2 separate regions of the Homo sapiens genome follow, and region 1 is linked to region 2. A link is a contact called in ENCODE Hi-C data. All regions are on one chromosome and are shown on one strand. Each heading gives the region's core, a stretch centred on a gene start or an enhancer-like site at or near the end of the contact. The rest is flanking DNA. Distances are from core to core; before and after follow the strand shown. Region 1 holds the start of SNX9 (sorting nexin 9). Region 2 has its middle 78 kb from the start of ARID1B.

Region 1 (7,051 bases), core at 955-3,454, 1.1 Mb before region 2:
TTAAGTTCAGGATTAACTATGAAATAAAAATTTCACTATATATACCTGCACTAGTTGCTAAACTGCATTCCACTTAAAGGACAGTACAGATAACATGCCTCAGTAGACCAGAGTGTAAAAACACACTGACCACCACTAGACAGATCTCTATGTCATAAACCGTCTTCTCTTTTTTCAAACGGAGTCTCGTCTTTTCTTTTTTCAAACGGAGTCTCGCTCTGTCGCCCAGGCTGGAGTGCAGTGGCGCGATCTCGGATCACTGCAACCTCCGCCTCCCGGGTTCAAGCGATTCTCCTGCCTCAGCCTCCAGAGCAGCTGGGGCTACAGGCGCGCGCCACCACGCCCAGCTAATTTCTGTATTTTTAGTAGAGACAGGGTTTCACCATATTGGCCAGGCTTGTCTCGAGCTCCCGACCTCAGGTGAACCACCCACCGCGGCCTCCCAAAGTGCTGGAATTACAGGTGGGAGTGAGCCACCGCGCCCGGCCTATAAACCGCTTTTAAGGTTGCAAGATGAGCATGTACTAGGATGTGTAACTGGTAATTTCTGGAATGTCTGGCAACAAACCTCAAAATCAAATTTCCTTAGAAATCCTTGGCCTAAGTTTTATTTTTAAAAAGGTCAACACAAAATTAATACGTTAAAAAGGTGGCAAGTTCTATCGCATTAATAAAACCAAAGCACAGCACAGGCAATAATATATTAACAAGAAGGTAATTATTTCAGTAACAGCAGCAACAGGTTCCCTGGAGGAGAATCCCCATTTCTCTACAAACGCTGCACCTAGATGGATTCAGAGCACAAAATTTACCACAGCACAACATCTAGCAGACCGAAGTCAAGCAATGCTGATCTTTCAAAGAGATTTCACATTTCTTACCATTTTCTACCTTAACACTCCACAAAAAAAGCAAACACCTATCGAAAAATAAAAAATAACGTTTCTAGCAACCCAAAAGTAGCTCAGAGATCTCAAAAACAAATAGACAAAGGGGTGCTGATGCTAACAAAGTGACATTACAAAAACTAAGTGCAAAAGTAAACCCACTCCTCACAGTGTATCACAGATCAGTTAATGGCTCAGGTATAGAGCCTCCTCCCCCAGGTCCTCCCTTCCGTGACCGTGACTTCCCCAGTGGCTATTCTACATCAAGTAACTACTGAAAACGCCCAAGGAAAAGGAGCGGGGGAGGGTGGCTTTTGAAAATTCAGGTAGCCAAGAGTGACTGCTAATTTCATAAACAATAACGTAAAACAAGCAAACCACCGCTCCTAGCCAATGACGAAGCAGGAGTCAAAGTTCCACCACGTAATTCGGGCCTGGGCCTTTTTTCAGGCAAACACGTAATCGAAAGCACAGTCATTTCCCTCTTGATATTTTATTCATGCCGGCAATGCCATTCACAATGAAAAGGTAGCAAAACAAAAGAAAAAAATAACAGCAGCGAAGGCAAAGGGGCGCGGGGCGTCCCAGCCTCGGTCCCTCCCCGGCCGCGAGCCCCCGCAGGCCGGGACGGGAAGCGCCGCGTCCTCTCCGCCGAGGTCTCGACCCCCACCCGCCCCGCGGGGGCGAGGGTCCCCCAGGCGGCAGCGGGAGGGGACGTGGGGGCGGCGGGGACGCCGGACGCCACAGAGCGCCAGTCGCCTCGGGGGCCTCCCCGGGCTGCGGGAAGTTTCCGTCCCGCGGCCCCTCCCGGCGAGCCCGCCGCAGCCCACGCTCAGGTGCAAACTTCCCAAACCTCGCTGCGCCCGGGGTCCCAACCCGCGCCCAGACCCGACGCCGTCCCCCGGTGCGATCCTGGTGGTCTGTCTGCACTGCCCGCCGCACCCATGCCCAGAAGGGACTGGCTGGGCCGCGGACCCGCCCGGGGACTCCACCGAGGAAGCGGAGTGGCCCCTCGACCACCCCTGGCCCCGACCCTCCCCGCGGCCCCGGCCCCGACCCTCTCCGCGCCGCCCCGGGCCTGAGCGACCGGCCCGGCCTGCGCCGCGCGCCCCTCACCTTGGTGGCCATGGCGGGCGGGTCCCCCGGCCCGGGACGGCCGGCTCGTCTCCCGCGCCGCGGATGGTGATTCTGAGCCGCGCAGGCAAAGGCAAGGGCGAGGGCGGCGGCTCCGGCTGGGCCCCGGCGCGGCGGCCGCTCCTCCGCCTCGGCCCCGAGTCTCGACGCTCAGGCCCAGCCGCTGGGCGCTCGGCTACTCCCGCGCCGCACGCTCCTGCAGTTCCTGAAAGTCCCCGGCTGCGCGGCCCCCGCCCCTGTCGGCCGAGCCTCCCATTTACCGCGGCGCGCGCGACGCCCGCCGGAAGCGCGCCCTGGGCCCTCGGCCGCGGCCCGGCCTCCTCGCCTCCTGGCCGCCCCCGCGCCGCGCCGCCGCCCCGGGCAGTCACCGCCGCCGCCGCCGCCGCCGCCCCCGGGCGCCCTTGGTCGAGGCTGGGAGCGGCGTCCCGCGCAGCGGCGGGGTCCGGACGGGCGCCCCAGGCCATGGCCCGCAACCCTGCGTGGCCGCCCCAGGGGAAGCGATCCGCGGCCCACAGAGCCGCTCGGGGTAGCCGAACCCCGACTCCGGTTCACGCTCGGCCGGCGCCGCACGCCGTGGCTCGGCGCTTTCCGTGCATGAGGCGGGAGGGGGCGGCAGGAACTCTCGACGCCCCGGGCAGACAGGAGCCCCGCAACCCCGCTGTCTTTGCCCCACGCCTGGGGTGTTGCGGGGTCGCCGTGCCCTTGGCCGAGTACCCTGAGTACCACATAAACAGCTGGGAAGGAGCGGAGCGATGGCTTCCTGGGCCTCTTCCTCCTGCCCGGAGGCTCCCTCAGGCCGGGGTCCTGGCTTGAAGCCCCTGGGACGGGACGGTGGGGGGTTTCGTTCTGTGACGCCCCGTTAACCTCATTCTGGAATCTTGATAAGCTTAAAAATACCGGAGGGCCCGAGAGGTTTGGGGGACAACAGGCTCTCTGAAGTGGAAACGAGGTCTCTAAAATTTTCCATCTTTCTGTCAGTGTTTCTTTCCAGAGTTGGAGATATATATATGGGTGTTATGAATAAACGAATGACTTGAATTGAGCAGCAAGATTTTTCACTCAAGGACAAAACACGACTGGAAGATGTGTCTTAATTGGCATACTAGTGGAGTGCTTTTTTATTATTATGAGGGATATATTTGTAAGAAGAGACAACTATCAAATGTAAATCTCTGGTGTTTAATGTCAAGTTTGTGTCTTCTTAAATACATTCTATTTGACCTGAGATTTCACTAGTTATATTCAATAATGGGGTTTAAAATAGATACGGTATTGCAGAATTTTCTGTGAATTTTTGTGTTTGTTGAGCTCATGGTTAAGCTATAGTCATCATAATATGCATAAATAGTTGTCTTTCTCCGTAAAAAAAAATATTGGGAGGCCAACATTCATTGACGGCCTGCTTGCTGTATACTAGGCTTCCACATCCCCATCTCATTTAATCCTTATAAGAAACATTTGAGAAACTCATTATTGTCCACTGTTTACAAAGAAGAGCGACTCAGGGATCACTTAAATAACTTGCCCATTTGGTAATACTTATTCAAATCGAAAATGACCGTAGCCTTGGACCCAGCAGCCCTCCTGGGAATTTATCCTGTCAAACACTTGTACAAGTGTTCAAAGATGTTCATCAAAGATTGTTCTGTAATAACTCCAACCAGAAAGCAACCTATGTGTTTGTTAACAGGACTGTTTCAGTAAATAAGATACATCCATTCAAACAAAAATACTAGGAAGCCCGTAAGAAAATGATAATATTCTAAGAGGTGTTAAGAAAGATAAAAAGAACATTATGTATGGTACATTTATGTAAAAAAAAAAAAAAAAAGGAAATATGTGACACATTCCTAGAAAATTTCTGAGAAAGATTCGCCAGATCCTGTTGTCAGAGTTTTTGACCATGTGTATATATGACTTCATTTAAAAACAGCAGTTATATTTTAATAAACAATGGAAGAAATAACTTGGCTAAGAGCACACACTAGTATGTGGAAAAGCCAGGATTTGAACTCAGGCAATGTCATAAGTAATGAGTTTTCCATATTCTTTTAAATGTGAAGGCTGGGTACAGCTCTCTCTGCAGCCGTTCAACAATGCATCCCTTGATAGGAAGGTGCAAAGTTAGGGGCACACCTGTGAAGACAGGCCTTTCCACATGCTCATCTGGCAAATCCTATGCAAATAGTCATCCTGGGCACCCAGCACCATGAAAGCAAGAAGACTAGAGACTTCAAGCTTTTCCCACCAGAACAATTTCATAACCCTGGTTTTATTTTTTAGAAGTAATGGTGGAGGGCTAAGGTGGAAGGATTGCTTAAGCCCAGGTGTTCAACACCAGCCTGGGCAACATAGTGAGACCTCATTTCTAGAAGTTTTTTGTTGTTGTTGTTGTTTTAAAAAGAGCAAGACTGTGAAAAACAAATGAAAAAGTACATAAACAGAGATAAACATGGCCGGGCGCTGTGGCTCACGCCTGTAATCCCAGCACTTTGGGAGGCTGCGGCGGGCGGGTCACGAGGTGAAGAGATCGAAACCATCCTGGCCAACATGGTGAAACCCCGTCTCTACTAAAAATACAAAAATTAGCTGGGCATGGTGGCACGCGCCTGTAGTCCCAGCTACTCAGGAGGCTGAGGCAGGAGAATCACTTGAACCCGGAAGGCGGAGGTTGCAGTGGGCCGAGATCGAGCCACTGCACTCCAGCCTGGGCAAGACTCCGACTCAAAAAAAAAAAAAAAAAAAAAGAGATAAACATGTGCACTTTCACAATAAGCCACACCGAAGGGATCTTGAACATAACTAAAATCTTTTTCACATTTTTAGTAATGAATTGGGTAGTATATCTCCAGTAAATACTGCTAAACTTAGGAGTTTTATTTTTATATACGTCAGTCAAAATCAACATTACTTCATGAATGTTATAGAGGAGACCCACTTTCATAGAATATATTTGTATATAGAGAGAGAGACTGGGTCTTGTTCTGTCACCCAGGCTGGAGTGCAGTGGCCCAATCTCGGCTCACTGCAGCCTCCGCCTCCCAGGTTCAAGTGATTCTCCTGCCTCAGCCTCCGCAGTAGCTGGGATTACGGGCACCTGCCACCATGCCTGGCTAAGTTTTTTTTTATTTTTTATTTTTTATTTTTAGTAGAGACAGGGTTTTGCCACGTTGGCCAGGCTGGTCTCAAACTCCTTATCCTAAGTGATCCGTCTGCCTCAGCCTCCCAAAGTGCTGGGATTACAGTCGTGAGCCACTGCACCCGGTGGTGGCGTTTGTCTTCTGCTCCCACTTGATCAACCATGCATATCTCTCTTCTGTCCACCTCCGTCCTTTGAGCGAGCTTCCTTAGAGTTGATTCTCTACGCAGGCCTGCCTTTAGAACCCAGAACCCAGAACCCTGGGCCATGCTAAGTTCAGATTTTCTTCTACAGCATGAACTTCCATTACTCCAGGGGTGAGAACACAATTAGTTAAGCAATTGGATTTGCATTTGCAGACTGCGTTTGGTTATTACTAGATTGCACTTTCAAAAGAAAAAGACCTGGAGGCAGAGCAACAGAGCCACTCTGTTTAGGCTTTGTACTCTAGCTGCTTTTTTTTTTTTTTTTTTTGAATCATGCCACAGGAGGTAAAGTGATTAGGATTCACAGGAAGCTTCGTCCAGCCACACAGCTGGGGGGACAGGAAAATAATGACCACCACCTCTTCCCTGCGTTTGTTCAGTATGGCCAGGTGTTTTTATTCAAAATTAGATTCTCCTTTGGTTTTTAAGAGCTCAGAGCCCAACTAAATGCTTGGTCAACTAATGGGAAACTAGCATGGGAAAGTGCAACTATGGGAACTAATGTGGAACGGAGTGAAAATGTGTGATGGTCACCTAATGTAAGGATCGGAGGATGAGAATAATGTGTAACAATACAGAGTCAGCCTGGGTCTGGCACAAGGGGATACCTCCTCTCACTTTAGGGCATGAATTTAATGAGGTTAAAGAAAACCTTGGGGTGACCTTGAAAATAAACGTGGAAAGGAGTGCAGCTGGTGCCATTCCAATCCTAATAAACGTATGACGTCCTCACCTTGGACTGGATGCTGTTACAGGTGAGGGAGACAAAAGTCCCTGCTCTCTTAGAACTTAACAATCTGTAGAGGGTGGGGGAAGTCAATAAACTACAAATAAATGTCTAATGTGCCAGGTGCTTTTATAAGTGCTCTGAAGAATCTTTATAGGAATAAAGAGAAGCAGGAGAGGTTTTTTCCTATAAGGTTTCCCCTTGGCATTAGACTAGCTGAATGTATGTATGAAAAGTGTATGGTTTTAAAATTATGTTTGTTTTAGTTGGTTAGCTGATTGGTTGGTTTTCATTTTTGTTCCATTTTGACTAAGTCACATTTCTTTCTCCATCGTCTGGGAGACACAGAGCCGTAAACAGTAACGGGACATAGTGTCCAGAACTAGAAATTGAGCAGAAATCTGACTGCTAGGACCTGAGCAGTCCAGGAAGGGACAGTTGGCATGGGCAGAGAGAGACTGGAGGCTAGGGAGGCTGCATGGATGGCAGAGGTGGCAGCAGCAGGCGGTGTTAGGCTGGAACAGGAACCGTTTGCTCAAGGTTCTATACTAGACTGTTTGCTGAGTTTGGGTAGTTCCGACTCCCAGAAGGACTGAGCTGTGAGGTGAGGGCAGCAAGAGAAGATTGGCTCACCAGTTGGCTTCCCAAATGAAGTCCCAGCCTGTAGGATCCCTGGTGTCTCATGAAACTTTGCCCTAGGATATTGTTTTAATTCTTTGACCTGTTAAGGACAGGCTGGCGTGAGTCCTTGGAGACGTACTGGCATTCAGTGATTGGGCACAAAGAAGTAACAGTGGATATAGGACATTTTGCTAGTTCATGTGTCATTGCTCAAGTTACAAACTGTGATGGTTAAAACTGAGTGTCAACTTGATTGGATCGAAAGATGCAAAGTATTGATTCTGGGTGTGTCTGTGAGCCTGTTGACGAAGGAGATTAATATTTGAGTCACTGGGTT
Region 2 (6,295 bases), core at 2,866-5,365:
AGTGTCTGGCATCTACATGGTAAAATCACAGCAAGAAATTGGAACTCTAGAGATTGGAACTGTAGCCACGACAGGGGGTGCCAACTCCTGTGGTCCCCCGACACCACAGAATACCATGAGTGGAACTTTATCCACAAACATATATTTCCCTCCCAGTGTTAGGATGTTTCATCTCCCTCAGGCCTCCCTTTTAGAATTTCCTAGATTCCTGAAGTCCTCCTAAGTCTGCAATATTATCACTACATATATATCAAATTAAAATAAAGATCTGTGTAAAAGATAAAAGTAGCTTTTCTCTCTCTCTCTTCTGTTGCTGCTGTTTCTTTTCAGTTGATTCAGCTGTCAACTTCAGTCAGGCGCAGCTCTGAACACGTGGTCATATAATTCATTAGCAGTTAGAAAGGGGCTCCACTCAGCCCTGAAGACATTCATGCGAACAGCTTTTGGAAAAATGTTTAATAAACGTCTTCTAGCATTGGTCTGTGCTCTTAGAAAGACCAACCTGTAGGAAACTAATACATACAGCTAATGTCTTAATAGATAAATACACTTATTAGGCATATTTAATTTTATGTTTGACTTAGTACCCCCAAAAATGCTGTTTAAGTTGGTAAGAAAGTCAGATTCACCAAAGCAGAAGGGAAATGGGATGCATTTGGTCCCAGTAGTACTGGCTTTGGGTGAGTGATTTTGTATTGCTTTTGGATGAATTGTGGAAGTTAGTCGTTCTCCCAGTCACCTCTCTAATTTGATCATGAAGTCAAATGATATGAAGAAAGCGTTATAGAGATTGGACTAGTTCAAACAGTGAACACAGTCAATATAACTGGTGGAAATGATATTTTAGTGTAAACTCATGTGGCAAAGCTTGGCCTAAACGGAGAACATTTGTTGTTTCTATTTAGAAACATCAGACTCAACAGTCTAGACAATACATTTTGATTTATTACTCACCTTTTTACTACCTTTTTCACTTAGTTAATCAAAGTATATATTCAAAAACATTTGAGTGCCTGTATTGTGCCAGACAATATTTATGGTTACTCAGTCTTCTTATTTTCTTTCTTTCTTTTTTCTTTTTTTTTTGAGATGGGCTGGAGTGCCATAGTGATGCGATCTGGGCTCACTGCAACCTCTGCCTCCCAGGTTCAAGCGATTCTCCCGCCTCAGCCTCCGGAGTAGCTGGGATTACAGGCATGCGCCACCACACCCGGCTGATTTCTTTGTATTTTTAGTAGAGGCAGCATTTCGCCATATTGGCTAGGCTGGTCTCACTCCTGACCTCAAGTGATCCGCTCGCCTCGGCCTCCCAAAGTGTTGGGATTACAGGCATGAGCCACTGTGCCCAGCCAATCTTCTCATTTTCTAACTCATCTGTTTCTCATTCTCTTCTTCCTCCTCCTCTTCCTTTTTCTTCTTTCTTTAAAGCCTCAAGTTTTCCTCCTCAGATTTGTCTTGATTTTTAAAGTTTTCCTTTCATCTCTTGGATGTGGAATTTTCCCATAAAAATCTATTGTTCCCTTGTTTCATCCCTTTTGGAAAGGAATATCCTTCAACTGGAAAAGTGAAACATATCCACCAATTTTAAACGTTAAAAATAACTGTGCAAATATATAACTATGTTTTATCTTCAATTATTATGAAATTATTAACTCGGTCATTGATTTGTTTATTTGGCATGAGACCATGCTGTTCAGGGAATTCCTGCCCATTTCGAGAACCATCTTTCTTGCATTTCTTACTTAATGGGACTAAGCAACTTAGCTACAACTGAAATAATTTTAGCAAATATGAAATTCTACAAAAAAGCATGGCCAACAGAAAGCCTTCATTCACTGTGTTTATGTTGGTACTGATCTTCACGGCATGCTGTTAACTCAACATGAAGCTATGCTTTTTAAAACAATTCAAGTTCAAGGCCATCCCATTTATAACCAGTCATGTTCCAGGCCTATAAAGCATTTGCAATAACAATCCAAACTGGCATATAAGTTAAAGCTCACCCTAGGCAGCTTAAATTTACACGATTAGCCTGGGACTTGCTCATCCTGTAGCATCGGGAAGCCCGACCTCATGATCAAGTGCAATTCACATCTCACAATTCTAGCAATCGATGTACATGGATACACCATTATATTATTATTAAATCCAATTGCTTTGCAATTAACCCAATATGACACCCATACAAATGATTCAAATAAAGAGCCTCACATTTCACAGGGGACAATCAATACAGTGAAATCACAGCTACTGACAATGCCAGCAATTTGGCTTGTTACTTTAGTGCTACATTTTTCTCAGGTTGACACTTCTATTCCCGCTTCTGAATTACAGCTACCATAACTTTCAACTATTGGCAATGCCCACGCCTCACAAAAGCAGAATATTCAACCATGCTTGGCCATTCCTAACCTGTTAGCTGAGTCATGAAAAGTTACACCCAGCCTAAGACGTGCTAAATCATAATTTTTAAAAATTTTCTTTCTTTCCTCCCAAAATGAAATTTGGACTTCTTTTTCTCCAGGAAAAGCTCCTTAATGATGGAAAAGAAAATTATGAGACTTATCAATAGATTAAATAAGTTCTTAGGAAAAATGATTCTTGCCCCTCCCCTTGCATAAAACTCTTACAAGGAGATGCTTGAAAGCAAAACCAATCACAACAGTATCTTTCCCAATTACTATTATTGTTCTTCTGTAGCTTTATCATCTCTATTTTAATTAAGTGAAAGCACTTTACAGTTATAGCCTGATCAAAAGCAACCTTTTAAAAACATTACAACCTTCATTTTATGTCACCCTCTTTTGGCAGATTTTGCCAGTGTATGTGTTTGTCAGACAAGGTGGCTTTTAGCAGCATTTCCCTTCAGCCATTTCTACAGAGTTGGGTGCTGACATTCAATAGATATTTATTGACAGACTATTTGAGCGCTACTTTGTTAAGACCCCATAACTCCTTATTTCAAGTTGACTGAACTTGACCTTATGGAGCATTTAAGACAGGCACTGACCAAAAAATGTATCTTTTCTGTGTCTCTTTCTATATTGTTTCCAAACAGAGACTGGTTGAGTCAGATATGTTTCTATGAGGCCATTTCCATCTACTAAATGGGGGGAATAGAACATTAAGTATGCAGTAAAATGCCTCTGTTTTTTAACATACAGTGTAGACGATTGAAAATAATGACTTACTTAATACGCTAATAGAGTCTCCGTGAATCATACTGTATACATAACGGTGATGAAAATGTTCAGGTTTGAAATTTCTCCCTTGCCAGAGAGGAAACCATGGGGGTGAGTCATGGTTTTAGTGATGACTGGCCTGGGGAAGTGAAATTGGAAAGCCACAGGTTAAAAAAGGAGTGAGGAGTGATTCCTTAACAGGAGTGCCATAGTCATAAACTCCAAGAAGGCAAGAGACAGTTCCTTATGCTGCTCACACCTAGGCAGGAACCTGCAGAAGAAGAGCTCCTGGCGGTTCACCTGCAGGAGAGAAATCCTGAAAGCCCAGGAAACCAAACAACATTTAAAGTCACCTATGGATTGGGAAAAGAAACAGGACTTCTTGCTGGGGGAAGAGCGATAAATGACTGCCTGTAAAGGGGAACACAACTGAATGCAGTCACTCAAGTGAACGAAATTCATTTAAGAGCAATTGGATTAGAGATGGAGATTTACATGGATGACTTTAAAGAAGAGAAGTGTGCAAGAGACAGGAAAGATGCACATCAGTCATTTGCTACAAAACTGTAAACAGCATTGTTAAGTGGGAAAATGGGCCACTAAATTGTAATTAAACTATGACGATAATGTTGTAAAATGTGTGCTATGGGCAAAGACTGATTGGGATTACATAGAAATTAACCTAGTTACTGTGCTCTTGGTAAAGTATTGATGTTATTTGTTTTCCATTGTTAAATTTTGTGGTGTGAACATGAGGGTGGGGGTGGGGAGAGACTATATATAGAGAGTTTAGTGTTAAGACCATGGCACGAGGAACCAGGAAGCCGTCTTTAAGTTTCACACGGCCACGCCAGCTGCGATTGTAACCTCTCTTGAGTCTCAGTGTCCATATATAGAAAGTGAGAATAAGAACACCTGCCCTGCACTAATGGGGTAGTGAAAGCACTTTGTAAATTTGAAAGTATTGTAGGAGATTTTTTTAAGGAATGAAGGTCTGGGTGCTATCTAGATGAGAGACTTAGGAAGTCCAGACCTCAAAAAGTTACACTGACTCTCTTTTCTTAGCAGTCACTGCGGAAGCTGGAGAACATGTGTTATCTCATTTAATTTTACAGTAAAACAAATTACAAACACTTATTGGGCATCTACTAATTGTTTCACTAACCAGGTTTTCCAATACCATTTATAGAACAATCTTCTTGTCCTCCATTGATCTGAAATGCTCCTTTTATCACACACCTGAGTTTATATTTGAACTGCTGTTTTACTGCTCACCGTTCTGTTTTAATTGTTGTAGATTGGTGACTTTTTTAATCTGGTAGGGTAACTTTTTATAGCTGTTGTTTTTTAAAAATAGGATCCAGGGCAGAGAGGGAGCTATTAAGGAAGATAACCAAGCTTGGACTCAAGGGAGTAACTAACCAGCCCAAAGGCACGTTGCAGTGTAGCAGATTCTTAGAAGACATTCTGGAATCAGAGGAAGCTTACTTCAAATCCTGGTGTATGATTTATCATCCACATGACCCAACGTATATCACTTAATTTCTTTAATCTCTTTCCTCATCTGCAAATTGAAGACAATATCAGCTACCTTGAAGTGTCCTGATGTGGATTAAAGTACAAAATGGATGTCAGTTTCTCTAGGACCATGCCTGGCACCCAGCTGTCACATCCTTCCCTTCCTTTGAAAGCGTTCCTACTGGTAGGGACATGGCTTCCCTTTCTTAGGTTTTCTTACATCTGCAAAAAAGGAAGAAGAACAAAGAATGCTCACAGCATTCTGCAGGCTTGTTTCACTGAACGGAGATAGATACATGGTAACTGTCTAGGGGATTTCAGCTGTGCATGTGTATTCTCTCCTCCCTGAACATGGCAGAGCAGAAGATACTGCATGCCATAGAATTCATGAAGGGCTCTGTCATTATCCAGCCATGAACATGGGATGTCAAACCAGGTAGGAGTGCTTGGCGGTACATTCCCCTTGAGGGGAAGTGAAAGGGGAAATTGCCCTGGGCCGTGAGAACTGGCTAGGGAACAGGTGCAGAGTGATGGGGCCTCTCTTCTCTGCCAAGTTTGGACTTTAAGTGATTTTGGGGGCAGAACTCACATTGATGACCTCCCTTTTTGTAGTTTCTTAGAGATTATTGAGTAATATTTAAAAATATTTGATGATTAGAGTGAAGACACGTCACATTGGGCCCCAGAGCAATCTTCCACCTCCAGGAGTGGCCAGGATGACTTTGGAGGGACACCTCTGTCATCTTTTCTCCCTAAGTGATGGATGGATAGAGTCTGATCATAATTAATTTTAATAGAGACCTGATGTGCTGTGAGAGAATCTTGGCCATTCAAATGAAATAGAACTGATAGCCAGCCACGAAAAAAATAATCTCAGTTCTATCTCACCATTGGCTTTAGAACATATTAAGTCTAGTTAAGAAGTATTTATGGAGGGCTTCTGTGCCTGGTGCTATAGAAAGGGATACAAAAAAAGGACCTTGTCTGACATTCTCTGTCTGAATTGGACAGACAAGAAATATAATAAAATAATAATGTACTATCTGTGAGGCCCTGACATATGGTATACACTGAGTTATATGCTCAGTGTGCATTAGCTCTAATTCATTAATTCTTTCCACAAATGTTTCTGGAGTGCCTAGTATGTGCCAGGGATTCTAGTTGCTGGGAGAACCATAGGGCAGAAGGCAGAGCAAGTCCCTGCCTTTGGGAAACATTCTAGTACTTATAAGCAAATGAGTATGCACGATCATTTCAGGGAATGATCAATGCTATAAAGAGCCAGGGGCAGTGGCTCATGCCTGTAATCCCCGCACTTTGGGAGACCGAGGTGGGCGGATCACGAGGTCGGGAAATTGAGACCATCCTGGCCAACGTGGTGAAACCTGGTCTCCACTAAAAAAAAAAATAAAAATAAAAAATAAAAAAAAAATTAGCCAAGCGTGGTGGCGTGTGCCTGTAATCCCAGCTACTCGGGAGGTTGAGGCACGAGAATAGCTTGAACCTGGGAGGTGGTTCAAGTGAGCCGAGATCGCACCACTGCACTCCAGCCTGGTGACAGAGCGAGACTCCGTCTCAAAAGAAAAAAAAAAAAA

Evidence for each region. Hi-C counts contacts between places; a loop is a spot of excess contacts on that map. Pooled maps may share reads with other maps.
Region 1: a loop to region 2 is called in a pooled map, with 2.2 times the contacts of the local background. The contact joins the promoter of SNX9 here to the enhancer-like site in region 2. A Hi-C loop is called at or near these places in 3 of 37 single-sample maps with no recorded cell type and 5 of 50 pooled maps.

What each region holds. Positions count from the first base shown.
Region 1 is chr6:157,818,399-157,825,449 of GRCh38, reverse strand. It overlaps SNX9 (sorting nexin 9), which reads right to left and starts at 2,204. Exons shown (of 18, transcript NM_016224.5): 1 at 2,004-2,204. The coding sequence starts at 2,015. RefSeq lists an enhancer at 1,376-1,425 and a silencer at 2,076-2,395.
Region 2 is chr6:156,696,236-156,702,530 of GRCh38, reverse strand. No RefSeq gene overlaps it. Among named protein-coding and RNA genes, the nearest start is that of ARID1B, 78 kb to the left of the region's middle. RefSeq lists enhancers at 3,440-3,679, 5,420-5,469. Within about 2 kb of position 4,115, at least 6 of the 41 ENCODE cell types and tissues checked have a DNase peak (open chromatin) inside an H3K27ac peak, as active enhancers do.